Regions from separate parts of the Mus musculus genome. Here all the other regions are linked to region 2. Evidence: chromatin loops called from intact Hi-C (ENCODE). Cell type or tissue: gastrocnemius. All regions are shown on one strand.

What was found. A loop is a pair of places that touch in the nucleus more often than their neighbours do. Peaks named below come from ENCODE experiments on the same cell type or tissue, not always from the same donor. Only the 100,000 strongest peaks of a DNase experiment are listed, where the experiment ranks them.
Region 1: a loop joins it to region 2, with 3 times the contacts of the local background. A loop is called at or near these places in 12 of 42 quality-filtered maps.
Region 3: a loop joins it to region 2, with 4 times the contacts of the local background. A loop is called at or near these places in 23 of 42 quality-filtered maps.

Annotation. Positions count from the first base shown.
Region 1 is chr11:70,226,149-70,234,148 of GRCm38, forward strand. Bcl6b (B cell CLL/lymphoma 6, member B) reads right to left here and starts at 3,650. Exons shown (of 9, transcript NM_007528.3): 1 at 3,562-3,650; 2 at 2,833-3,023; 3 at 2,340-2,561; 4 at 1,886-2,233; 5 at 1,479-1,603; 6 at 761-925; 7 at 561-691; 8 at 339-476. The coding sequence starts at 3,011. In gastrocnemius, a CTCF peak has its summit at 4,484 (motif pointing right); DNase peaks (open chromatin) are centred at 2,905, 4,463, 6,600 and 6,990; H3K4me3 peaks cover 6,862 bases; H3K27ac peaks cover 8,000 bases.
Region 2 is chr11:70,305,694-70,313,693 of GRCm38, forward strand. No RefSeq gene overlaps it. Among named protein-coding and RNA genes, the nearest start is that of Alox12e, 13 kb to the right of the region's middle. In gastrocnemius, CTCF peaks have their summits at 2,798 (motif pointing right) and 3,862 (motif pointing left); DNase peaks (open chromatin) are centred at 2,801 and 3,861.
Region 3 is chr11:70,251,520-70,259,519 of GRCm38, forward strand. Alox12 (arachidonate 12-lipoxygenase) reads right to left here and starts at 3,851. Exons shown (of 14, transcript NM_007440.5): 1 at 3,619-3,851; 2 at 2,890-3,091; 3 at 1,728-1,809; 4 at 1,492-1,614; 5 at 1,276-1,379; 6 at 879-1,039; 7 at 1-74. The coding sequence starts at 3,753. All of the region lies in intron 2 of Gm40191 (a long non-coding RNA gene), which reads left to right. In gastrocnemius, a CTCF peak has its summit at 3,584 (motif pointing right); a DNase peak (open chromatin) is centred at 3,617; H3K4me3 peaks cover 1,772 bases; H3K27ac peaks cover 844 bases.

The DNA of each region.
Region 1 (8,000 bases), 80 kb before region 2:
GGAGGACAGGTCTGTCAGGTCCCAACCTTTCCATAACCACCTTTCATTTAGGACTCGGGAACTGTCTAGCTCTCCGCTGACAATCAGCCTTTCTATGTCCTCTGGGGGCGCCCAGGAGATAGGCCTTGCCTTTCTTAACAAAAGCATCAACAACTGTTAGGTCCTTGGGACAACAGCACCTAGTCCAGGCACATAATTACCTCCACCCCTTCTCCCGGGTGCAAGCCTCTGATTCACTAGGGCTCTTTAGGCTGTCGCTTATTCCTAGCACTTCTGGCAAGACTCGTCCCTGCGTATACGAGGGATAATTCCATTATTAGGCTGTATAGGGTACCCACGTGGTATGGCTTCTCCCCGGTGTGGATGCGAACGTGGCTTTTGAGGGTCTGTAGATGGCGGAAGCGGGTTCCGCAGGTGGGACACGGATAGGGCTTCTCTCCGGTGTGGATGAGCACGTGTGCGCGTAGGTGTGCCACCTAAAGGGCAGAGCCTTGAGATCACCTTGGGGAGGGGCGGAACCCTCTTCGCTCCTCCCATTTGCCTTCCAGCCTTCTCCTTACCTGAACAAAACGCGAGCCGCAGGTCTCACACTTGTACGGTTTCTCTCCGGAATGGATGCGGCTGTGTGTTTTTAGGTTAGCAGGTCGGTTAAAACGTGCTCCGCAGATGGAGCAGCGGTAGGGCTTTTCCCCTGCAAGTTGGAAGACAGTCAGATCGCCCTACGGGAGCGGTGGTCAGGAAGACCAAGACCCCCTCCTACCTGTGTGCACCGTGCGGTGACTAGCCAAGTTGCCCTTATAACGGAAGGCAGATCGGCACAGCTGGCATTTATAGGGCTTGTCCTCGTCCCCTGGAGCTAAGAGCTCCAGCCCCGATGAGCACCCAGCCACAGCCTCACAGTTCTGGCAGCTGAAAAACTCACTTCCTAAGGGTAGGGAACAATGACAATCTTAGTTATTTACTGAGGACTCCCCCCAGGTACCCATAAATCTACAACAGTACACTAGTAGGGTCTGCTGGCCCTTTTAACCCCTAAATTATTGTGGAGGCTACTGGCGGTCACTTGGCTTGTTCGTGGCCAGTCAGTCAGTAAGATACGACTGATTTAGTAGCATGCTGCTAATTTCAATGGTGCTGACAGTGTGTGGAGTGGGTGGAGCTTTCTGTTTCTTTCCTTTCTTGCCTCCTTCTGGCTTGCCAGAGAGGCCCTGCCAAACTCTGGGCAGATCGTTCAGTCTTGGATTGGGTGGGCCAGAAATTCCCAAACTGTGCTGCTTTTTGGAAGTACATAGAGAGCTTAAAAATATTTATGATTGGTCCTCACCCTCAGACATTCTGACTGCTGGGGTGAACGTTACCCAGAGGGGGTCCAATGCAGTCAAGTTTGGGACTATTCAATAGGTCTATTCTGAGGTCTTTTTGGTCCAAATCGACCTGGATCAGCTACAGGAGAGAAGCCAGAAGAGAAAGCCTCTTACCTGGCGGTGGATTAGCCTGCTTAGAAGCTGGCAGAGAAGTCTCTTGAGCCCGGGGTGTGAAGAGGTAGGAGTTATTTGCTAGAGCTCCACACTTGAATCGTGCAGTGGTAGTAGCTAGAGATAGTCTAGGCAGAAGTTAAGAGCCATAGAAAAGGTTAGGGATTGGGGGTGGGGCACTGGCTCCCCCCGCCCTGCCCCTTTTCTGGAATATACAGACTTCAAGGCCTGTCTTCTGGAAGTGAGCCAATATTGATCATTAAGTCCCACCTTTGGCCTTTGGCCAACTCCCTAAGCTGGGTTAGTATCCCTGAAACCTGGTTCAGAGGGTGCCACAATGGCCTACTCAATGGCTCTGCCTCCTAGAGTGGACCAGACTCTAAAACTCTTGGGAGTTATAGATTCTATACCTGCTTTGGAGACCAGGCGTGGTTCCTTCTTCACTGCTGCTGCTGCTGCTACAGGCTTCATCTCCACTAGGGAGCCTGGCCTGGGGACAAGGTTGACCTGAACTCTCCCCAACCAGGCTTCCTGCTTGTGAGGTCTGAGAATTTAGCACAATAAATTTGTATTTTTTCCAGTTGCAGGCCTTGGGGTCTGGGCTGGCTGGACTTGGGGAACCTTGACTGCAGCTTCGAGACTCAGTAGGTGGGTCTGGGTGTCCTTCTGAGCGCCTGGGACTGCCTGGTGGAGCGACTGTTGGGGGTCTTGGGGGTTCTACCTCCACAGGTCGCAAGGAGATGCCTAGAGGTTCATAGCTAGAAAAAGTAGGATGATCATTAACACCGTCTCCTAGTCGTTGCCTTTGCCCTTATTCCCGGCACTAGTTCTGCTAGGGAGAATACAAATCCATGGTTCCTTTACCTGGCTTGGATGAAACGGTGACACGCCTGGACTACGTGTTCCATCTGCAAATAGGTGGCAGCTGCGAGGACAGCTGGGGCAGTGGCTGGAGAGAGGCGAAGCCTTGAAGTATACATGAAGTCCAGAAGAGGAGCAAAGCCTCTGGCTTCTGGCCCCCCCGGCAGAGAGAGTACATCCACCCCGAGTCCCGCTCGGCCCCGGAAAATTGAATAGAAGAAGCCACTGGAGAGAGGGCAGATGGGTTGGTCATGTTAGGAGCCGGGAGACCAAAGGAGAGTCTTGCCTCCCCACTAGCACTGCTGCCTCAATTTTTGGATGCTCTCCCAAGCTTCCCCCTCCCTTCTTCCTTCCTCCCCCCTTCTTACTCTCCAGTTCTGGGATTGCCGGTGTGGACCATTATTCCCAGCTTCCCTCATGCTTTGGATTACCTCTCAACAGCCATGTTACTCTGTTTTTTCCCCAGTTAGTCCCCAGGTGCCCTACCCCCTCGAACCTGCAAGCGATAAGAACTGCCTTGTGCGCTCTTAGGGGTTGCCCGCCAACCAGCAGCGTGACGTCAGTGAGGATCCCGCGCAGGCGCAGCTCATTCAGATTGCTAAGCACGTCGGAGGAGTGGCGGGTGAACTCTCGGACGTAGCCCAGAGCTCCCTCTGGGGCCGCTGTGGAACCCATAGCGACCTAAGCCTGCGACAGCCACCGAAAAAGTTAGAGGATCTAGGCATTACTAAAACAGATTCCTTTCTTCTCTGATGTTTTCTACCTGGGATACCCCTAGAGCCAACCAACGCCATCAGATAGCGGACTCAGCATCACCACTTAATTCCTCTCGTTCATTCTGCCCTAAACGGTTGCTTCCTTCCTTCCCTTTGCTGGATCGCGGAGATCTTGGAGCAAGTTAGAAACTCTCGTTCCACCGCTTGGAGGGCGAGCGTGAGGAATCCCGCACTCCCGCGCGCCGTGCGTTGGTTCGACTCTAGTTACCTCATCCACTACCTTCCTTTCCTCTGCTCCCCGGGCGCCTGGGTCACAGGTACCAGACTTTACCTGGGGGACCAAATATGATCTGCAGCCCACACCCATCTACGCGACTCCTATCGCTAGACCCAATACTTTCCATCTCTTCTTAGCACAGTTCCTGGGGTTCAGGTCTTATTACTATCAACTAACCCCAAGCCCTCTTTGGAGACTCAGAAATCTGATACCCTCAGGGTTTGGTTCTTACCCCTGTCCCGCAGGGGCTGCGGCTTCTCTTCTCGAGGGGGGCGGGGTCTCTCTCCTCTTTCGGTCTCTGCTCCTTTATTCAGCCGGGATGGCGGGGGCGGGGGTGGAGGTGGGGTGAACCCGTGAGTCTGTATCCTTCCTTCCTCTGAGGCTCTCCAGATGGTGAGCCCGGGGCGGGGTCTCCGTTTCAAACTGTATCTCAGAATCTCGGGGTGGTCGTATCGTGGATGGCTTTGGTTCATTAAATAAGCACCCGAGGATGAGGATATTAGAATTGGGGAGGTTAGTGGTGCGGAGGGTGGTAATATGGGAGGCTTATGTCGTCGAAGGAGCTGGGACAGCGAGTATTGGAGTGTTGGGTTTTGGAGGCGTGTGCCAACAGCCAGTTGAGGGAGAAAGGAAATATCCTAAAACTCCTCTTTCTAATGTATTGGACTCAGGAAGAAAATAGACAGTCCAAGTGGTATCGGGTTTGGGGAGGCATTAGTGGACTCCAGTGGATCTCAGATAGTGGGAGAAGGAGGAGTGATTGACAGGCAAGGTCCAGAAAAGGGGGAGGTGGAGCTCTGACCAGGCGGGGTAAGGAGAGGGCGGATATGATTTCTAGTTCGTTTCCTTCCATTGTCCTGAGACCGGACGGCTCCTGCAGCTGCTTCCCCTCGAGGAGGTGGGGAAAACCCCGGGTGGGGACCGAGAGACGCTCGGGAGACCTAGGCGTCCGGCCTCCTACTCTCGACTCTCTTCTCAACCCTTATAGGGATCCAGAGATACAGACTCCCGCCTAAAGCCCTGACGCTCTCCATCAGTCCTAGCTTACTAGGGCTTCGAGCACCCGCCCGTCGGCTGCGCTTAGAGTCTGGCGGGACGCCGGGGTCCAGCGCGGCAAGTAGGCAAAGCTCGGCAATGTCTGCATCCTTCCACGAGAGGGCGGTCGAGCACCAGCCTCGCTTCGCCCCTAGGTCTCCTGGCTGGTGATGTGCTCAGACCAGTGAGCTGGATGCATTCGGTCCAGGCTACAGGAAACTTTCAGCTGCCTTCTCTTTCTGATAGTTTCCTCTGCACCTCTGTCTCTTTGTGGGGCAGTAGATCGAAGACAGAAGAGTTAGGGTCTCCGCAGGAAATTCAGGCTAGAACTCTTATGGAAGGCTTTGGAATGAACATAGTGGTTAGGATGAGATGGGGTCTTGAGCCTGGGAACACAGTTGTTTTGTTTTCTAATTTGATAGACCCTTCTACCCAGATGTTTGTAGACAGGAATTTTCAATGAACATTAATATGAGCATTGGTCGGAGTAAACAGAGAGGACAGAGGAGAAAGGGCAGGAGGAACCTGGTAGCTAAGTACTTCATTCAGAAGCTAGGCAGGGACCACACCCTTAGATTTTGTTTGGGGAGCCTTGGGATAGAAGGACAAGTTTCCTTTGAAGAAGAGGGGCAGAGCTGAACCCAGGTACAAAGCAGGAGCTCTTTGAGTTTGGGGTTTGGAGCATAGCAGTTGTGCAAGAATGGACCAGCATATCTAGGCCTGAGGCCTCTCCCTTCTGTTCTTGGGGGTGGAGTACATTTTGTTTGTTTTATTGGTTTTGATTTTTTTTTTTTTTAAGCAAACGTAGCAAACAAAACTGCAAACCAACTGGGGGTTGGGGATAGCTAGGGACCCTGGATGACGATGTGGCTTTACTTTGTGAAGATTATTTGGTCTCTATCCAATTTTCATCTCCAAATTTGAGGTGAAAACATTAAGGGCTTTGATGTCAGGACAGAGTTAGCTATTCTGAGTTTTGGGGTGTCACTTGCCATAGAAGTTATTGTAGTCAATAAGGCCTGTTTTTAGTCTCGACAGCTGATAGCAAATTGGAGGTGCGGGGCTGGTTTTAAAGATGTCTTAGTTCGGGGGTTTGGAGGGATTTGATGCTCCCATGTGAGACTGTCCATCTCTAATTTCTGGTCTACTGGGGGAGCATGAGTACGCAACTAATTTGGGGGACATAGTCTCTTTCCAAGTGCTGTTTCAAGGTTTGGATGAGATTGTTTGGGGACATAAAGGTCAACTTGGGGCTTTTTAGAGAGCCCAGTTACATTGAGTTGGTGGCAGAGCCAGAAGCTAGGAGAGGATCTGAAGGCTTTCTGTAGCTGAGAGCTTGATTGATGGGGGGGCAAAGTTTTGTATTTGAATCTTGTGGAAACTCATTTTGAGGGTTGGATATTCCTGTGAACATGTTTATGTGTGAAACTCCTCCACAGGAGAGAATTGAGAAGCCCCCCCAGGGTAGAAGGATAGTTTGGGGGGTATCCAGTTTCTGGGTGTTTTGCCACTGGCCACATTTGGTGAAGCTGAGAGGTGGGTCATAAATTGAAATTGATTTGGAGGTTCACCTATTCTAAAGCACACTTCTGACTTAGGTTATCTTTTGCTGATAGTCCCCTGGCACCCCAGATTGTAAAAAAAATTAGTGAACCCCCAAATAAGGCCAGAATTTGAAGGGTGAAGCCTGGAAAAAGCAGTGTGGTCCATCATAGACTCACTGGAATATGACCTGTTGTGCTAAGGGGGGAAAGGTGGCTTCATACTCTGAACCCCGATTTCTTATGGAAGAAAAAATCCGTTTGGAGGAGATGGGGTGTCTCTTGTTAAAGTGGGTACTTTCTGACTAACAGTGCTGCTGAAACTGGCAAGGAAAGGCTGTGATGGTCTACAAGGGGGGGGTGAATCTTGCACCCTGATATTTTAAGATAAGAGCCCCAAAGAGAAAGCAGACAGAGGATTGGGAATGAGGGTGAACTGAGAGGCGGGGGAGGGGTTTCCAACGGCAGCAGGGGCTAGAGGGTAAGCCAGGCCAGATATTCCCGCCTAGGTCCCTGCTCTCTTCGGCTCTCCTCCCCTCTCTCCCTCCCACCGCCCACCCCCCCAACTCAAGGAAAAAAAAACTGCCTGTGCAATAGCAATGGCAGATTCCAGTCCTCCAGGCTTTCCTAAACCACCACCGAGACCAGCCAGGGGGGAGGGGAGGGGAGGGGAGGATCGGGCTTTCCTGCTTCCTTGAGACAGGGGCAATGAGCTTGACCTCTTGGCCCCTAGCCTTCTAAAGAGTGTCCCCCGGTCTGGAAACCAGGTGTCCTGGACCCTAGCCCCCAAGCGGGGGGGCCTGGAGAAACGGGGAGGAGGAAGGAGGGAGTGACTTCCAAAATTGGCATCGGGACAGAGCAGGGCTGGCGGGAGGCAGGAGAAAGACAGAATTTTCCTGAAAAAACGGGGGTATCTAAGGACCCCAAATTTGGGTAGCTAGTTCAGGACCATCTTCCCAACATCCTAGATTTTTTTGGGATTTTTTGGGGGCCCCGGGATCCCTCTAGATGGGGTGAGGAATGTAGTGTTGGGGGAATCTGACTGGGGCAATGCAGCTGCCTCTCCCGCCGAGTTGGAGACGGATGGGCTGGGACGGGTTTTGGGGGGGTGTCCCCAGTTCTGACTGGGAGTGGAGGAACCCCTCCAGAGCTCTCTTGTGGGGGTCCCCCACCCCAGGGCACTCCCCAGTCCTTGAGCCAGCTGAGAGGAAGGAGGCCAGCGATGCGACTGGGGCGTCTCTTTTCTCCTGCACCCCAAATGTGAGGGATGCACCCCAAAATTTGCTCCTTTCAAAATAGGGGACCAGGATCTCAGGGGAGAGTAGCTGAGGTAAGTGGGGAGGAAAGTGTCCCCTGTTTTCAGGAGAGACGTGGCGGTTGGGGGGGAGGTTTGGAGGTGCGTGCTGGGGTGGGGTTGCGCCTTGTAACTCTTGAAATTGGGGGGATGACCAGAGAAGCTTTCTCTTGTACCCCTAAGACGTAGCACCTCATACTGAAACCAAAGCTTGAGACTTGAGAGCCCCCAATATTCCTACAGACATTAGGACAGTGTTTGCTTTTTTTTTTTTTTAGCCCCACAAAAGCTTTGCTGGGATGGGAGCTGGGGGACAGCAGTTGTTTCTGGGGGTCCAGGAGGGTGCAAGGAGCAGGAGGCGTTGGCAGGGCTTGATATAGGTGATCTGGTAGTCTTGGAGAGGGTCTGGCATACTAGGGGGGCCTAAAAAGATTGCTTCACACACCATCTTAAATCTTTTGATTGCTAAGAGTTTTGGGGGGGTGTGTCGGAAGCCTGGTGGTGCTAAAAGGTGGGATGAGATATGGGAGGTTAATATCTAGGGTTTACAGAGTTTTGTTTTGTTTTGAAATTTCCAGAAGAAACTTTTGCCTTCTGGGAGGTTCTTTTTAAAATCAAGTCTTGGACAGGAGGAAAGGGCTATGGGAAGGCCTAGGGTTGGGGGTGGGGAAAAGGCATGTTTGTCTTTGCTTAAACGTGGCTCTCAGGGGTGGGCCTGCTTGCCTGGGCCTGGTGAATGGGCTAATGAGTGTTGCTGTGTGGGTGGGGCGTGGGTCTTGGGGGACCATGGGGAATGGAAGC
Region 2 (8,000 bases):
AAAGGGAGACACAGACAGAAAGCAAGGCTGAACCCACCAGGTCATATTCAGGCTCGTTGCTTCTGTCTGGTGTCTAGGCTAGCATAATAGAAGCTCCAAGCAATAGGGCAGATGGGGCTGGAGAGATTACTCAGCAGTTAAAAGCACTTATTGCTCTTTCAGAAGACCCACGTTCGAGTCCCATTACCCACCTGCTCACAACCATCTACAACTGTAGTTCCAGGGTTTCTGATGCCCTCTTCTAGCCTCTGCAGGCACTGCAGTGCATGTGTATACTTTTGTTACATAGCCCCATGGCTGTTTTTCTGTTATGTGTCTTACCCTGCATCTTAACTTGAGGAGGGTACGAGTGACTGCTTAGGCCCTAGCGATGCAATGGCTCTTGGGATGGTTAAAAAAAACATGTCCTTGATTTAATTATCCGTGAAAGCGCCACATGTTGTGAATTGTTACCAGTGAACTGTGTACATGACCTAGCTAAATTTCAACCTCACCCTAGAGTTTGACGACAGGATGCCCAAAGGCCAGGAGTTCCTCTTTCGATGACTTATTCAACCCTGGGTAGCTTTAAAGTGACTGCCAGAGCAGCCAGCAGATAACCTCCAGGTTCATTATATTCTAATTTCCGTCCTAAGTGACTCAACTACTGCAGAGACGACAGGAAGTGTCAGACCATCAAGGAAGCAAAGGAGAGGCATGCTCAAGTTCCGGGAATCTTCTCTTGCTCCAGGAAAGGTCACCGACACTCGTCCCCTGGCATCCCCTCCCCCTACTGTCCTTGTCCTGGTTTTGTGTGTGTGTGTGTGTGTGTGTGTGTGTGTGTGTGTATTTGACCATGTGATCTGGGAGGAAGGCTTCCAGCTCTGTTCACTCGTCACCTTATGAACATGCTGCCTGTGTTCAGTTTCCCTTTTGCAATTTGACTTTGAAAACCTCAACAAAGAGCCCCACCCTGAGGGTCCCTTCCTCACTAGCATCTCTAGCAACCCTAGTAGCAAACAAACCCTAAATTCTCAAACTATATATTTAAGACCTTTTTAACAGTAAAATATCAATTTGGAGATAGTCAAATGGAAGCTTTCAGCGCTGGCCTCTGCTCCTACAAGAAAGAGTGACGAACGCGTTGGAGTTGCATGGCTGAAGGGGAGCGTGGGAAGGGGAGACAGAGGGACTCTGCAAGTCCCTGATACCTTGGACAGGAGCCTAGGCAATGCAGTAAGCCACACTGGCACTAAGCCCTGCAGGACGCTGCTCACATCACAGGGAAGGGCTTGACAAGGGAGGCCCAGCAGATCCTGCTGCACAGGTGACACTAATAGCCAGAGGACAGTCCAACAGTTGTCACAGGCTTAAAGTGAGTTAGGGGAGCTACCTGGATCCTGCAGTTTTGCCTCAGAGGAGAAACTCACATTACCTTCTGATACACTTACACCATCAGAGCCACTGTCGGAATTCGGTTCCCTGGAGGAAGGACACCGCTTACACCATCTTCCCCGGGGTCACCATCACACCAGAGTCTGGGGCTCCCTTCCCACATAGACTTGGCAGTGTAACCATGACTCCAACATCTCACTTCTGACTATAGTAGGCAGACATTTCATTTTAGCAGAGATATGGCCACTTGGAAGATCTGAGTTAGAAAAGACCTATTCTCTGGGGCTTGAGACTGGTCCTGCATCTGCCACTGCCTCTATTTCAGATGTCAGCCACCCCTTGGCTCTTGTCACTTCTAGGTCTGAGGACACTCATTTCTCATTCCCTGTGTTCCTAGGACCACCATTACCAGAGGTCTAGTGGTATCCAAGGGAATACAAAGAGTAGATATGTCTCTAAGCAGACACACTTACACATATACATGCAACACAGACACACATGCATACACACACAATGTAGATAAATACAACACACACATGCATGTCTCTCTCTCACACAGAGACACCCACCCCTGTGGGTGCATAGAATATGCAAAATTAGGTTATGCGTCTGTATGTTTGCAACAAGCACAAGAATGCCAATGTTTGAAATACAGCACCACTCAGAGGAGTAGTTAACAGAACGTGACAGTAAGGCAGCTGAGAACAAGTGATACGGCATTCTATGCCTGATGACTGAAGACTTAGTCAGAACCTCAATCCTCCTCAACAGAGGCACAGTTTTAATACAATGTATTTCCAATTTCCAACAGTAATGTGCATATCAGTAAGATTAGTCTGAAAGGTTTGTACAAAGGGAACCACAGTAGAACGGCTAACGCAGTTGACAAGAATAAAGTCATAGGTAAGGTCGGTCTACTCATTTTTGAGACTTACGTAACTATAGTACTCAGAATTAAGACTAAGGAGGAAAGAATACACAGAGCAGTGGAACAGTGTAAGAGCAACACAGCCAGAGCTCTTGACTCTAGCTGCATATGTATCAAAAGATGACCTAGTCGGCCATCACTGGAAAGAGAGGCCCATTGGTCAGGCAAATGTTATATGCCCCAGTACAGGGGAATGCCAGGGCCAAAAAATGGGAATGGGTGGGTAGGGGAGTGGCGGGGGGGGGGGGACTTTTGGGATAGCATTGGAAATGTAATTGAAGAAAATACGTAATAAAACAAAACAAAAAAAAAAAAAAAACAACAACAACAAAAAAAAAAAAGAGCAACACAGCCATGTCACAGCCGTCTCCGGAAAAAAAAAAAAGATGTAATGTTTTGTTTTATTTTATTTTATTTTATTTTATTTACATGGTGTTTTTTTGTCTGTGTACCTCATACATCACTGCCTATAGTGGCCAGGAGAGGGTGCCAGATCCCCTGCAACTGGAGTTACAGATGGATGTGAGCCAACATTTGGGTCCTGAGAATCAAACCCAGGTCCTCTCTCTGCATGAACAACCACTGATCTTAACTTCTAAGCCATGTTTCTAAAAATTTGGTATCTATGGGTTCTGAAAAAGAAACTTGCCTCATGCCTTGTATAAAAATTACCTTAGAATGCATACTAGACTAATGTCTAAAATATGAATCTGTGGAGCATTCAGGAAAAAAAAATGGAAAGATTGTCAGTATGAAGAGATAGTCAGGCTGGGTGTTGGTGGTGAACACCTTTAATCCCAGCACTTGGGAGGCAGAGCCAGACACGTCTCTGAAAGTTCGAGCCAGCCTGGTCTACAGAGTGAGTTTCAGGAAAGCCAGGGCTACACAGAGAAACCCTGTCTCGAAAAACCAAAACACAAATAACAACAACAAAAGAGATCGTCAAAGAATTCTCAGACTTCAACCAAAAAAGCACAATCTACACAAAGAATAATGAATAAACAAACTGCAGAAAATTAAAAACTTCAGCCGCATGAGGGGAAAGGGGAACTCAGTTGTCTCCTGGATACACTGTATTCAAGCCACGTTTCACCCCAAGTGATGGTGAGCTTTTTTTTTTCCAAAATTAGACAAAGAAATACAATTGAAGCACAAAAATAGGAAACTGAAGTTAATACCAGGAAATAAAACAATAAGAATGAGCATAATGAAGCATTTTAAATTAAGACAAGAATACTAATCTTTAAATCTGTTTATATTTGTAAAACTCCAAGAAAAAAATTTTTAAGAAGAATCACAACTATGTACATAATTTTTTGTTGCTGTTGTTTTTTTCCTTAATCATAGTAATTCTGTTGCTAGGGGGGAAAGGAGGTTGGAAAATACTCATAATTTAGTGTTAACTCTTTTTTGCTTTTTAGACATTTGAGATTGTTACGTTGTTTTCCTTACACCTGTAAAGAGAAAAATAGAAACCACTTGGTGCAGAGAAGCAGCACAAAACCCCACGCTCCACCCGAGTTAGTGTTTAGTGTTTAAAGAGAGCGCCCTCTAGAGGTTATCTAGGGAACAACAACACATGACATTTTTCGGTGAAACAGAATGATGGACCTGGGACTTGGAATTCTTTCCATAGGTGAATGGCCGTCATGTTGCAGAACTGCACCCGAACTCTCAGAGTTCCCGCCCCAGAGTTATGTAAAATGCTGCCTTGGCAGAGGGTATAGACAGAGCGAAGAATTGTTCAAAGTCATCTCAAAGTAATCTAATCAAGATTACCAAAGTTTTCTTGAGCCTAATATAAAAGAACGAAAGATCTGGAAAAAAAACGTAGAAGTCCCATAGAGTCCAGCAATCCATTTCTGGACTTACATTCTATTAAATTAAATAGAACCTCAAAAGGCTATTTAAGCACCCATGTTTGTTGTAGCATTATTCACAATGGCCACGAGGTGGAAACAAATCAGATGTCCCTCACCAGGTGAAAAGATAGTGTTTTGTATGGAACAGAACAGAGGGACCCGCCTCTCCTCGGGCTAGAGCAGAGATAACGTGGAAAGCAATGGTTCTCAACCTGTGGGCTGTGGCAGAGACAAACAACCCCTCTCTGGCAGCTGGCAGGACCGCCCTTGTGGCTGCCACAGATGCCTGGAGAAAGCTACACTAAGACTACAGCTGTTTGCTGCTGAAACTGCCTTCCCCCCTCATCAAAGCACATTTCTAGCCATCCCATCTTGCACAGCTCCCTCTGGCCTTTCTGCCACCACAATCTATATAATGTTACACGTCTATTTTCAGGGTTTGACCACTTGGTATTGGATAACCAATTAATTAGTATGCTCTTCCCTGGAGAAAAGTGTTTCTCTTGCTCTTAGTATTTCTTAGTTGTCTGTAGATCTTTGTGCAGGGTTGTTCTTATGCCCAAAGGTAAGTTTAGTCCTTACCACTCATGAAGAAGAAATATATATTTGCAACAAATAGAGGTCACTACATAATACCATAACCAATCACAATGCAGAGGAACCCAGTCCCAATGGATACATTCACAACACACTCCGACACCTAAGGCTCAGAGATCATTGTGGAAGAGGTACCTGAAGGATTACGAACCAGGGGATCAGGGAGTTTGCTGTGAGACTGTGTCTCCTATGTCAATGCAACACCCATAAAGTCTCCCTGGTGTCCCTGCCTAAGCATGAGCAAGGACATCAGTGGACTTGCCAAGGCAAATAGGGGAAGCCCATGAGGCTTGAACCCTACACAGTTTTCTTTTTAAGTAGAGGGGATTGAGCTGATAGCACAAAGGCAAACACGCAAATAAATAAAAAGCCCAAATGTCAGTAACAGTGAGAGGGGGATGAAGCATCTCATGGTGAGAGACTGGGGCTTATTAGAAATGACAGAGGGGGGCTGGTGAGATGGCTCAGTGGGTTAGAGCACCCGACTGCTCTTCCGAAGGTCCAGAGTTCAAATCCCAGCAACCACATGGTGGCTCACAACCATCCGTAACAAGATCTGACTCCCTCTTCTGGAGTGTCTGAAGACAGCTACAGTGTACTTACATATAATAAATAAATAAATCTTTAAAAAAAAAAAAAAAAAAAAAGAAATGACAGAGGGGACAAAGGAAGGAGACAACAAAGAACAACAGAAATAGAGGGTAGGGAGAAGAGGACAGACAGACAAGGAAGAAGAAATATAGACATGTGTAAAGAGACAGAGAGAGGAAACTGTGGGTGTTAGCCACAGGAAAATGTCTAGGAAGCAGCCAAGCATCATTTGCTGCATTAGTCAGGGTTCTCTAGAGGAACAAAACTTATAGAATGAATACACACACACACATATACACACATATATTCATACACATTTATGTATATACATATACATACATATAATACACACACATACATATGCATGCATGCTGTGGTCCAGCTAATCTAACAATAGCTGTTTACCAACTGAAGGTCTAAGAATCCAGTAGTTGTTCAGTCTACAGGGCTGAATGTCTCAGCTGGTCATCAGAATGTCAAAATCCCAAAGAAACAGGATCAAATGGCAGTAAAGGAATGGACTGGACAGTGAGAGCAAGAGCCAGCAGGCCAAGAGCAAGCTTCTTTCTCATGAACTGCATATAGGCTACCGTCAGAAGGTGTGGCCCAGATTAAAGGTGGATCTTTTTAAAAGATAGTTTTTTATTTTATGCATGAAAGTACACTGTTGCTGTCTTCAGACACACCAGAAGAGGGCATTGGATCCCATTACCGATGGTTGGGAGCCACCATGTGGTTGCTGGGAATTGAACTCAGGACCTCTGGAAGAGCAGCCAGTACTCTTAACCGCTGAGCCATCTTTCCAGCCCCTAATGATGGATCTTTCCACCACAAAATATTTAATTAAGGAAAAAAATCCTCACAGCTGTACCCAGCAAGTGGGTTTTAGTTAATTCCAGATGTAGTCAACTTGACAACCAAGCATAGCCATCACCATGGGCCAAGGGCCCTATTGCCACAGGGCTGACAACAAGACTTTAGCCACTGTAAAGAGCCAAGGACACAGCACCCTAGATCTGGAAGGCAACATGCCAGCTGCAAAAGGAACTGAAAATCTCAACGTCCACGTCTCACCCAGGGCTGCAAAGCTAAGAAGCGCCATGCTTGCATTTGACTACAGTTGTCCAAGGGGCTGCTTGGAGCGACAGCTCTCTGGCTGTTAAATGCCAGGCCATTAGTAACTGGAGCCTAGAACAGAAAATGTCTAAGCTCAATATTTTGAATTGTAAGCCTCTAGTTTCTAATGCCTGGAATTCAGAGTCTCTCGTTTCCAGGATTTGGTGCTATATGCCTGTCTGCCAGCTGCCTAGCACTCCAGGGCCCAGGGCTACCAACACTGCATGAACCACTTACTGCCAACACCAGGTTTCCATCCAAATAGAGCAAAAGAATCCCATTCTTGCCAGGCAGTGGTGGCACATGCCTTTAATTCTAGCACTGGGAAGACAGAGGCAGGTGAATCTCTGTGAGTTCAAGGCCAGCCTGGTCTATAGAGTTAGTTCCAGGACAGCTAGGGCTACACAGAGAAACCCTGTCTCTAAAAAACAGAAAACAAAAAACAAACAAATAGCCCCATCCTACTCACTGGTAATAAACACACAAATGGATTATCATTCCACATCTATAAGAAGGAAATACTTTCACATCTGTCTACACAAATGAACACCGAAGAAACTCCACAAAGACATTCTGCTAAGTGAAATAAGCCAATCACAAAAAGAATAGGAAATGATGATGCCCAGGTCTAGGAGAAAGGATGTCACTGTTCCATTTCCGTTTTTGCAAGATTGTAGGGTTCTGTAGACTTACTGCAACCATCTCGAATACAGTCAACATCGCTGAGCTGTACTGCTGAACTGGCCAGGACTGCAGCTACTTCCCTAGCCTGTGGGTTGTGAGTTCACATCTCCTCTGGTTTGATGTAATCCCGTTTGCCCATCTTCATGTCTGTTGCCCTTATGACCTTTCAGCATCATATCCCAGAAGTCTTTGCACAGACCAATGTCATGAACGCTTTCCTGTTTTCATGGAGCTATTTCATAGTTTTAGGTCTGTGTGTGCATGCAGTTGCATACACAAGTTGTGTGCACATGTGTGGAGGCAGAGGTTTACACCAAGTGTCTTCTGAAATCCCTCGCCACCCTACTTTTTGAGCTAGCATCTCTCACTGAGCCTGGACTTTGACAAAACTAGCCGGCAACTTCCTGCTCATGGACCAATCTTCCCGGTTCACCTTTCCTTTCGTTCTCCCAGCAGCTGGTGACCACTGCTCTGCGCTGGATTGTCATAAGATCTACTCTCTTTTTCCTGCAGGGATGATGAGGTCACACAGTCTCCTTTTCCCTGTGTGCCTGGCTCACTCCATTTCTTAGCAGAATGCTCTCTCCTTCTAGCCTGTTTTGCTGCTGTAAGTCAATGGACTTCGCCTCTTTTCACAGCTCACACTCTCCCATCTTACTTGGGCACCATGTCTCGTCCATCTGTCCATCTGTCCATCCATCCATCAGTGGACGAGCCTTTGCATCCTTTCTGGTTCTTGGCCATTACAAATACTGCCAAGATAGACAGGTGACTTCAGATGTCTCTTCGCTATAAGGATCCCTTTCTTTCACATCTATGCTGAGTGGTAGCATTGGTATAACATGCAA
Region 3 (8,000 bases), 54 kb before region 2:
TGTGGTTCTCCTCGGATCACATTAGCTGGAATTCCATCCAGCAGGATAAAGTCAGCTTCAAACAGGGATCCATTCTGGAGAAAGGAATGCATCCATCTCAGGGTTCAAAGTTCACGCACAGAAGGGCCAAGAGGTAAGGTGTTTACGGACATTGATTTCTTTCACCGTCCTTCCTTTTGGCAGAGCTATTGTACCTGGTTGGTCCAGTTCTTCTAATCTTAAATCAAAACAAAACCAAACCCAGCCTGATGAGATATCTTGTGTGGGGATACATGTAGATCTGGGTACAGAATAGGCCTGCTCAATCCAGTTTGCATCACAGCACTATCAACGGGACTCAGTGTCCAGATGATCAGTCCCTCGTCTTATCCTCCCTAAGTGGTCTCTCTGCTCTCGGCTTCCACCACCTCAGCAGTCCCTCATCAGCTCTATGAGAATCTCACCTACCCTGAGGGATATTCCATCGAGCTCCCGGAGCCGCCACGGCCACTGGTACAGTGTGCACAGGGTTACCCTTCCGGTAGCTATTTCCCAGAAAAGCTCCTCTATCTCCCTGCACCATGACACAGGCTTCCCTTTTCATCTGCCAAGGTCACTGAAGTCCACAAGAAAACCTCAGCAAGAATGTCATTGTTCCAGCTAACGTCTCTGGAGCCAGCCTGTGCCCTGGAAATCCATCCTCTTTCCCCCATTCATACAGGAATTCCTTGTAAGCTTTTACATGATGGTGGTGCCGTTTTTCAGGGCTTTTTCTTACTAGAGCATGCACCCAGGGATGCCTCCTTTTCCCTCATCACTTGAGGTCGCTGTCTCAGCCTCACGAGGTCTTACACACTAGTAACAAGAGAGCAATGCCGGACAGAGCAGGAGGAAGGTACCTTGAGTTCTTTCTCCAACTGAGCTTGAAGCTCCTCCATCCCAGAGGGCAGTACCAGTCTGGAGGGCAGAGAGGTGGAGCGTCTCAAAAGCATGGGGTTGGCGCCATTGAGGAACTGGTAGCCAAAGAGTTCATCTTCCTGCCAACACTGGTGAACCTTCTCTGGGGTGGGGTGGGGGAGCACAGAAAGGACAAGGGACACAGGTTAGATGTTTCTGTTCTTCACATTGAACCTAAGGAACTTAGACTATCCTACGCTCAGCCCAGGTTTATTTTTGTCATTTTTGAGGCCTCTGTGAGAATATCAGGCACATTACATCTTAATTTGGCAAGGACCCATGGGGACCATGGATTGTAATGAAAAGGGGCCACTAGGGGGTTATGGGGAAACCACTGACCGGCCAAGGCACTCTTCTGGCCCCAGAAGATCTGATCAAAGTCTTCCAGATGGTTCCAGCTTCTCAGGAGGGTATAAACACGTTTGAGGCCCATTTCCAGAACCCTAGGATAGGTGTTAAGACATGAGCCCATCACCTGACCCTCAGCTCCTCACTGTCCACCTCCATTCGTGGATCTCCCAGACCCCATCCCATGAGCGTCCACCCTCTCCTTACCCCGCCTTCAACGTCCATTCAAAGTCCAGTCTCTTCTCCTCATGGAATCTCATATTTGGAGGAAGGTCATCCTTACAGTCCGCTGCTATTGTCTGAGGTAAGCCTTCTTTCCAGGTGGCCCAGCTACAAGTTGGGGACAACACTTCAGAGAGAGTGTTGAGATCAGTGATGGGTGCAGGGCAGGGAGAGGGAGGGGTGGGGGGGGCAGTTGGGAGGCCTCTAGGGAAAATGGTTACCAGTAGGTCTGTTGTCTTTCCTTCAGTTCCTTTTCTCGATACTTCTGGAAGACATCTAAGGCATTGTCTCCTGCCAGGCGGGCTGGGGAAAGTTACAATTAGCTACATGTTGTCTGGTTCTGAGCACTCTTCTGCTTGTCACCTACTCTCTCTTTGTAGCCAGAGTCTATGTTTTCTGCTGGGCTCCTTTGTCTTTATCTCCGGAGTTGCCTTGACTGATCCCTGAACACATTCATCGGGTTCTTGCTGGTTTGAGCTCACATTTCACTTCCTTCAGCCCACAATTTTCTCTTCCAGACCAGAATCCCATATCCTCCATGCTTTCCTGTTTCTTAAGCTCACAATCTCCTAATCTATTTCATCAATATCTAAAGTGGGGGTGGGGTGAGGGGAGAATCACGCTAATTAAGGTGATGAAATGTGGTGTCACCAACACCACACCTATAGCTACTTGTTGCTTTGGCTAATCTCACACCTTAAATTTCATCTGTTCACGTTCAGCGGTACTTTCATTTCCTGGCTTCGCCTCTGGAGCTGATCACTCTACAGCTACTGACTTGTCCTGGGTGCCGCCTCAGTGAAATCCACCTGTCTCCAAGTGTTCCCGCCCTTACCACCCTGGCTTTCACTTGCCTCTGCACTTCTCTTTCTCTGGTTTCCCATGGTAAAAATGTGAAGTTTTACGGGCTCTTTCGCATGCCTCCTCCTGCCAGGTGGTCCCCACCATCCAATCAAATCAGCCGACCAGCGGCCCTTCCTCGCGGCCCCGTTGCTCATTGGCCACCAGCTCTTGTTCTCTGAGCCCCTCACCTGTCCCTCTCCCCACGGGTTCCGAATCACAGTACTACTGTTTTCTTTACTTCTCCATTTGTGTCCCCGGCTCCATGACCTTCTTTCTATCTAGGAAAACAGAGTCTCCAGATCTCTTACTTCCCTCTTTAATTCATTTGCAACATCACTTATCCTGGGAAACACTTGGGGAATTCATAACTTCTCATTTCCTCACTTGCGCCCTAGAAACTCACTGTTCCGTTTCTGCCCACCCTTTCTCCAAGTTCTTTCCCTCTCCTCCTCTTTAGCCCTATTCCTCCACACCCTCGCCGCCAGCACTGCCCTTTCCCTCTTCGTCCACTCCCCCAGGGTAGGATGCTGCCCCGCTCACCTGTCCCCTCCGGGAGGCTCAGGATTCCCTCTCCCTGCACCCAGCGGTAGCAGGGAAACACGGCCTCTGCACTTGTCCCCGGCCCCTGAACTGTGATGAGGTTGCAGAACCAGGCGTCATCCACAACTGTGTGCTGTTTGTGCAGTTTCACAAACTGCAGTGGCCCCAAGTCCTCGGGAACGTCGAAGTCAAACTCCTCCTCCTGCGGGGACCACACTTAATAGAAGGGATTGGGAGAAGCCTTTCGGTGGCCGAGCCTCCCCTTTGTGGAGCCTCAGCTTACCGCAGCCGTCAAAGAACACACCTCGCCCCTGCTCTCCTTCCCTCTTCCACCCCTAACCTGTCTGGCGGGTCTAAGATGTCCCATTTCTGAGGGAAGACCAGCGTCTACAGCGCGCTGACCAGAGATTTGAGCAGATGATGACGATCATCGCCTGTCTCATCCCGTTCACTGAGCTCCCACCACACCGGAACTTGGAGGAGCTTCGACTGACCTCAAGTCCTGTATTTAAATCGGCTCTGGGGCTAAGAATGCAGGACTCAGAGGGCTGCCTGGGCTGGGGTGTGGGAAAGGAGACCACCCGGGGCCCGTAGTTGACATCACTCCCGGTGTCCCACCTCTACAAATCTCCATCGCGGTCTTACTGTCACAGACCCTAGTCTCCTGTCCCTTGCCATCCTCCTACTCTCTGCTTGGACAGTAGAGGGCCCCAGTTCTTGCTCACTGACCTTGCCCCGCGCTGGCCGCAGTTGCAGCTCCAGTTTCGCCTCCCGGTGCTCCCCAACCAGCCACAAACGCACTAGGTTGAGGGATCCGGAGAAGAGCCAGGCCCCAGTGACCACACGGACGCGGTAGCGGCCCATGGCTCCCTCTGGCCTCTCAGGAGGCGATCCAAGTTAAGTTCAATTCGAAGACCGCCCAGGGCCACCGTCGCCTCGGGGCCAGGTCCAAAACTTTAAAAAGATGGATCTGTGTCCCCGCCCTCACAACTCCTAGGCACTCCCAAGTCCCCGCCCCAGACTAGTCTGAACCTGCTAGCCCAGCCCAAGAACAGGCTTTGGGAAAGGGGTGTGCGTTTGGATCAGCTACAGTGGGAGCTAAGGAGGCCCTTCCCAAGGTCTCTGGGCTTTTAGGAGAACTTGCAAAGGGGTTGAAACCATTTTTCAAACGGAGGGAAAAGAAGTGTCTTTTCTGGGCTGAGAGGAATGCCTATAGCAGGTGAGCCTGGGAGGGCCTGGGGGATGCCCAGCTGCTAAAACCATCTGTGGTCCCCAAACACCCCCAGTCCCTGCTCTGTACTGCTTTTGAAGTCACCCCTTCAGTAAACCCCCAGGGATTCCCAGGCTGCCTTGAGCCTGAAAAGACAGCGTTTCCAGACTTAGAACCCCACCCCTGCCTTCTCCCCCACCCTCATGGTCTCCCACTCACCTGAACATAAGACTTTACGATTTCTTTTCCTTCCTTCCTTCCTTCCTTCCTTCCTTCCTTCCTTCCTTCCTTCTTTTCTCTCTTTCTCTCTTTAAAAAAAAAAGATTTACTTATTTTATGTATGTAAATACACTGTCACTGTCTTAGACACACCAGTAGAGGGCATCAGATCCCATTACAGATGGTTGTGAGCCACCATGTGGTTGCTGGGAACTGAACTCAGGACCTCTGGAAGAACAGTAAGCCCTTTTAACCGCTGAGCCATCTCTCCAGCTCCGACTTTAAGATTTCAAATACACAAAAGTGTCATGGGCCACGCATCTTGAGGGAGGCCAAGGACAGTGAATGATTTTGTCCAACCTCCTCCAGATCTCGGATGCAGAGTACCAGTCTGGGTAGGAGGGTGCAGTATAGAATCAGTTACAGTCCAGTGGGTGGGTTTCACGAGTTTATTTCTTCCAGGTAAGGAGAGTGAGCCTTTCTTTAGTGGAGCCCAGGTTGGATTTTCTTCCCAAGTTATCTCCTGGCCTTGGGTCTCAGAAAAGTAAAGTCATGAGCAGCGGTGAGAATGACACTTGGTTAGGGACCTTGTGAATAGTGGGAAACTTGTTCAGGACTCAGATTTTGTCACATGTACATGTCCCTAACTAGGTTCCTGTAAACTAAGATGTTCTAGTTTGGTGGCTAGGCCAGGGCCAGGAGGATCTGTTTTCTGGACCTAGGATGCTGCTGCTTGCAGGAAGGAAAAGTCTGAGACTTTCCAGGTCACACCTTCAGGCCTCCAAACCCTGGGCATGTCAGGTCCTTCGTGGGTTACTATTGCACACTCTCCAGGCCCATTCCTGCCTAGAAGTTCTGTGCTCTGGATTGGGTGTCTGTCAAGTGACAGCTCCCCCTCCTTTCAATGTTCCGGCGTCACTCTTTTCTCTACATCCCCTTGGTTCTCCACAGCAGGCCGTGGCCCTCTCCTCGTGCATTTTCGTGGGCCGTGTTTTGCCTTCTCAAGAGTTTGGTTTGTATCAACTAGATGATTCCTTAAGGTTACGTGTGTGTGTGTGTGTGTGTGTGTGTGTGTGTGACAGAGAGAGAGAGAGAGAGAGAGAGAGAGAGAGAATGAGAACACTAAGAAAAAGAACTGAACTTCTACACGAGCTTAATGACATGATGTGTTCAGACACTTAGACGCTTAGCACAATGTTTGACACAGAGCCCTCTGTGTATTAACTTATTATTATTCATGATGAAATATCATGAGTCCCTTTCCCATTTCTTACCACCTACTACTTCTTCAGTTTCTACCAGGATGTTCACTTCCAAGACCTGCTTCCCTCTTGCTTTTGTTTTTGTTTTTTGTTTTTGTTTTTCGAGACAGGGTTTCTCTGTGTAGCCCTGGCTGTCCTGAAACTCACTTTATAGACCAGGCTGGCCTCAAACTCAGAAATCCACCTGCCTCTGCCTCCCAAGTGCTGGGATTAAAGGCGTGCGCCACCACCGCCCAGCTTTTTGTTTTTTTGGTTTTTTGCACTTTTCAGTTTTTAAGCCCATGTAGTATATTGAGAAGATACATTTAATTCCTAATTGTTTTCTGTAGTGTTGAGTATTGAACTCAGGCCTAACATATTTCTGTCTCTGAGGAACTTGTATCAATCTGCAAACCTATACAAGCCTTGGGCCAGCTTCATTACTTGGAAACAGATATGAATTTACTTGTTTTCTGACACATGCTCTCAGATCTCTCTCTCTCTCTCTCTCTCTCTCTCTCTCTCTCTCTCTCTCTCTCTCTCTCTCTCTCATATCTGTCTATCCATCCATCTATCTGAATGAAAGAATTTTTACTATGTAGGCCAGGCTGGCTTAGAACTCACAGAGATGCCTCTGCCTCCTCTGCCTCTGCCTCTGCCTCTGCCTCTGCCTCTGCCTCTGCCTCTGCCTCTGCCTCTGCCTCTGCCTCTGCCTCTGCCTCTGCCTCTGCCTCCTCTGCCCAGTGCTGAGACTAAAGGCATGCACCACCATGCTCAGCTCCTTTCCTTACTCTTTAATACCGAGAATTCAACATCACATTTTAAATCTGTCCTCTGACTGCTCTCCTCTACGGCACAAGAAGGAACAGTGCCTTCCCTTTGTCTAGAACCTTCAAAGCTAACCTCTCTTGGTCCAGACTCCAGTGCCTGCTGTCTGTGCCAGAAGCCAACTCCCACTCTCTCGTGACCTGTCTCTGCAACTTTTAACTTCTGGATCAAAGCTTTTCCCGCTGGGTTATACCCCGGGGATGTGGGCGAGCACGGCGACCCTTGCACTACTCCATAGCCAAGATGTTTCTTAAGACGTTTTCTAAACGTAACAATTCCATCCCTTTTCCTTCTCCCGTGCCAAACGCCTTGCCTTGCAGTCACTTTCTTTGTCTTTTTTTCTTTTCTTTTTGGATGATGTTTCTACTGTCTTTGCTGCGCTGCTTAGAGCTTGTGTATGACACAGGGCTATAATATAAGTTTCTTGAGGCATTTACTCATAAGAAATTACCATTACATTATTAGCCATGTAATTTTAAGTGTGTGATGATAGGACATGATTTCAAGGCAGATAATGTAACATTCACTTTTTTAATTAGTAAGTTGGATACAACACCTGTTTCCACTTGCAGGAAGGCCAGGACTTTCCTCTCGGAGTGTGGTCCTTGCTATCTGGTGTTTTCTGATGTGACAGGAGGAACTTTGTCCTGTGAAATCTAATAAGTCATTTCCCAATGCTTCCGAGATGCCTTGCGTGGGCCACAGCGACACAAACTCGAGCTTCCAAACTCCGGGTTCACACAATTTTGGACAAGGTCTCCAAGCAGGACTGCATGCTCCAGGCTGTGCCAAGGCTCTGTCCATCCTTAGTCTCCTGTACCCTTAGGCTTGGAGTTGAGTTCTGGTCAGGGAGGGTTGGTTCTCCTTTGAGATCATGGGTACTCTTTTCCTAATGCAGACCTCTCCTGAGACCTTCTCAGACTTTGAGAGAGAACTTAACACTGAACATGTAAAAGAACACCATTGGCTCCCTTCTTTCCTTTTCCTCTACCACCAACTCTGTATGACAGGAGTGTCAGAGTGGAGAAGGCACATGGAAAGGGGGGACCAGGAAGGAGGCCACTGTGTGCCTTTGAAGGATGTGCGAAGTGGGGGCAACCAAGTCTCAGAGAAGAAACCAGGAAGGTTTGTTCAGGATGGTTGGTTTTGATTATTTTAAAGAAACAAACCTGTTCTATACTGGTGTGTGTGTGTGTGTGTGTGTGTGTGTGCGCGCGTGCGTGCTTCCTGGAGCTTTCCTAGAGAGCAAGATTGGCTCACACCTTTAATTCCAGTAGTTAAGAGACAGAGACAGGCATGTCTCTGAGTTCAGTGCCAGCCTAGGCTGAATAGAACCTTATCTCAAAGAGAAAGGGTGTGTGTGGCCTGACTCATCTCAGAGAAATCTCTGCAGCTCTGTAGCTAGACATCTGATTCATCCTTTTTTTTCTTTTTTAATTGGTTGGTGTGTGTGTGTGTGTGTAGGCCAGAGATTGACACCAGGTAATCTCCTTAATTGTTTTCCACCTTATATGGGACCTGAAGAGATGTTGAATGTCTAACAGTGAAACGGTGGCCCCTGGGAGCTGGCATGCCCCAGTTTGACTTGATGTTGCTGGAATGGAACTCTGACC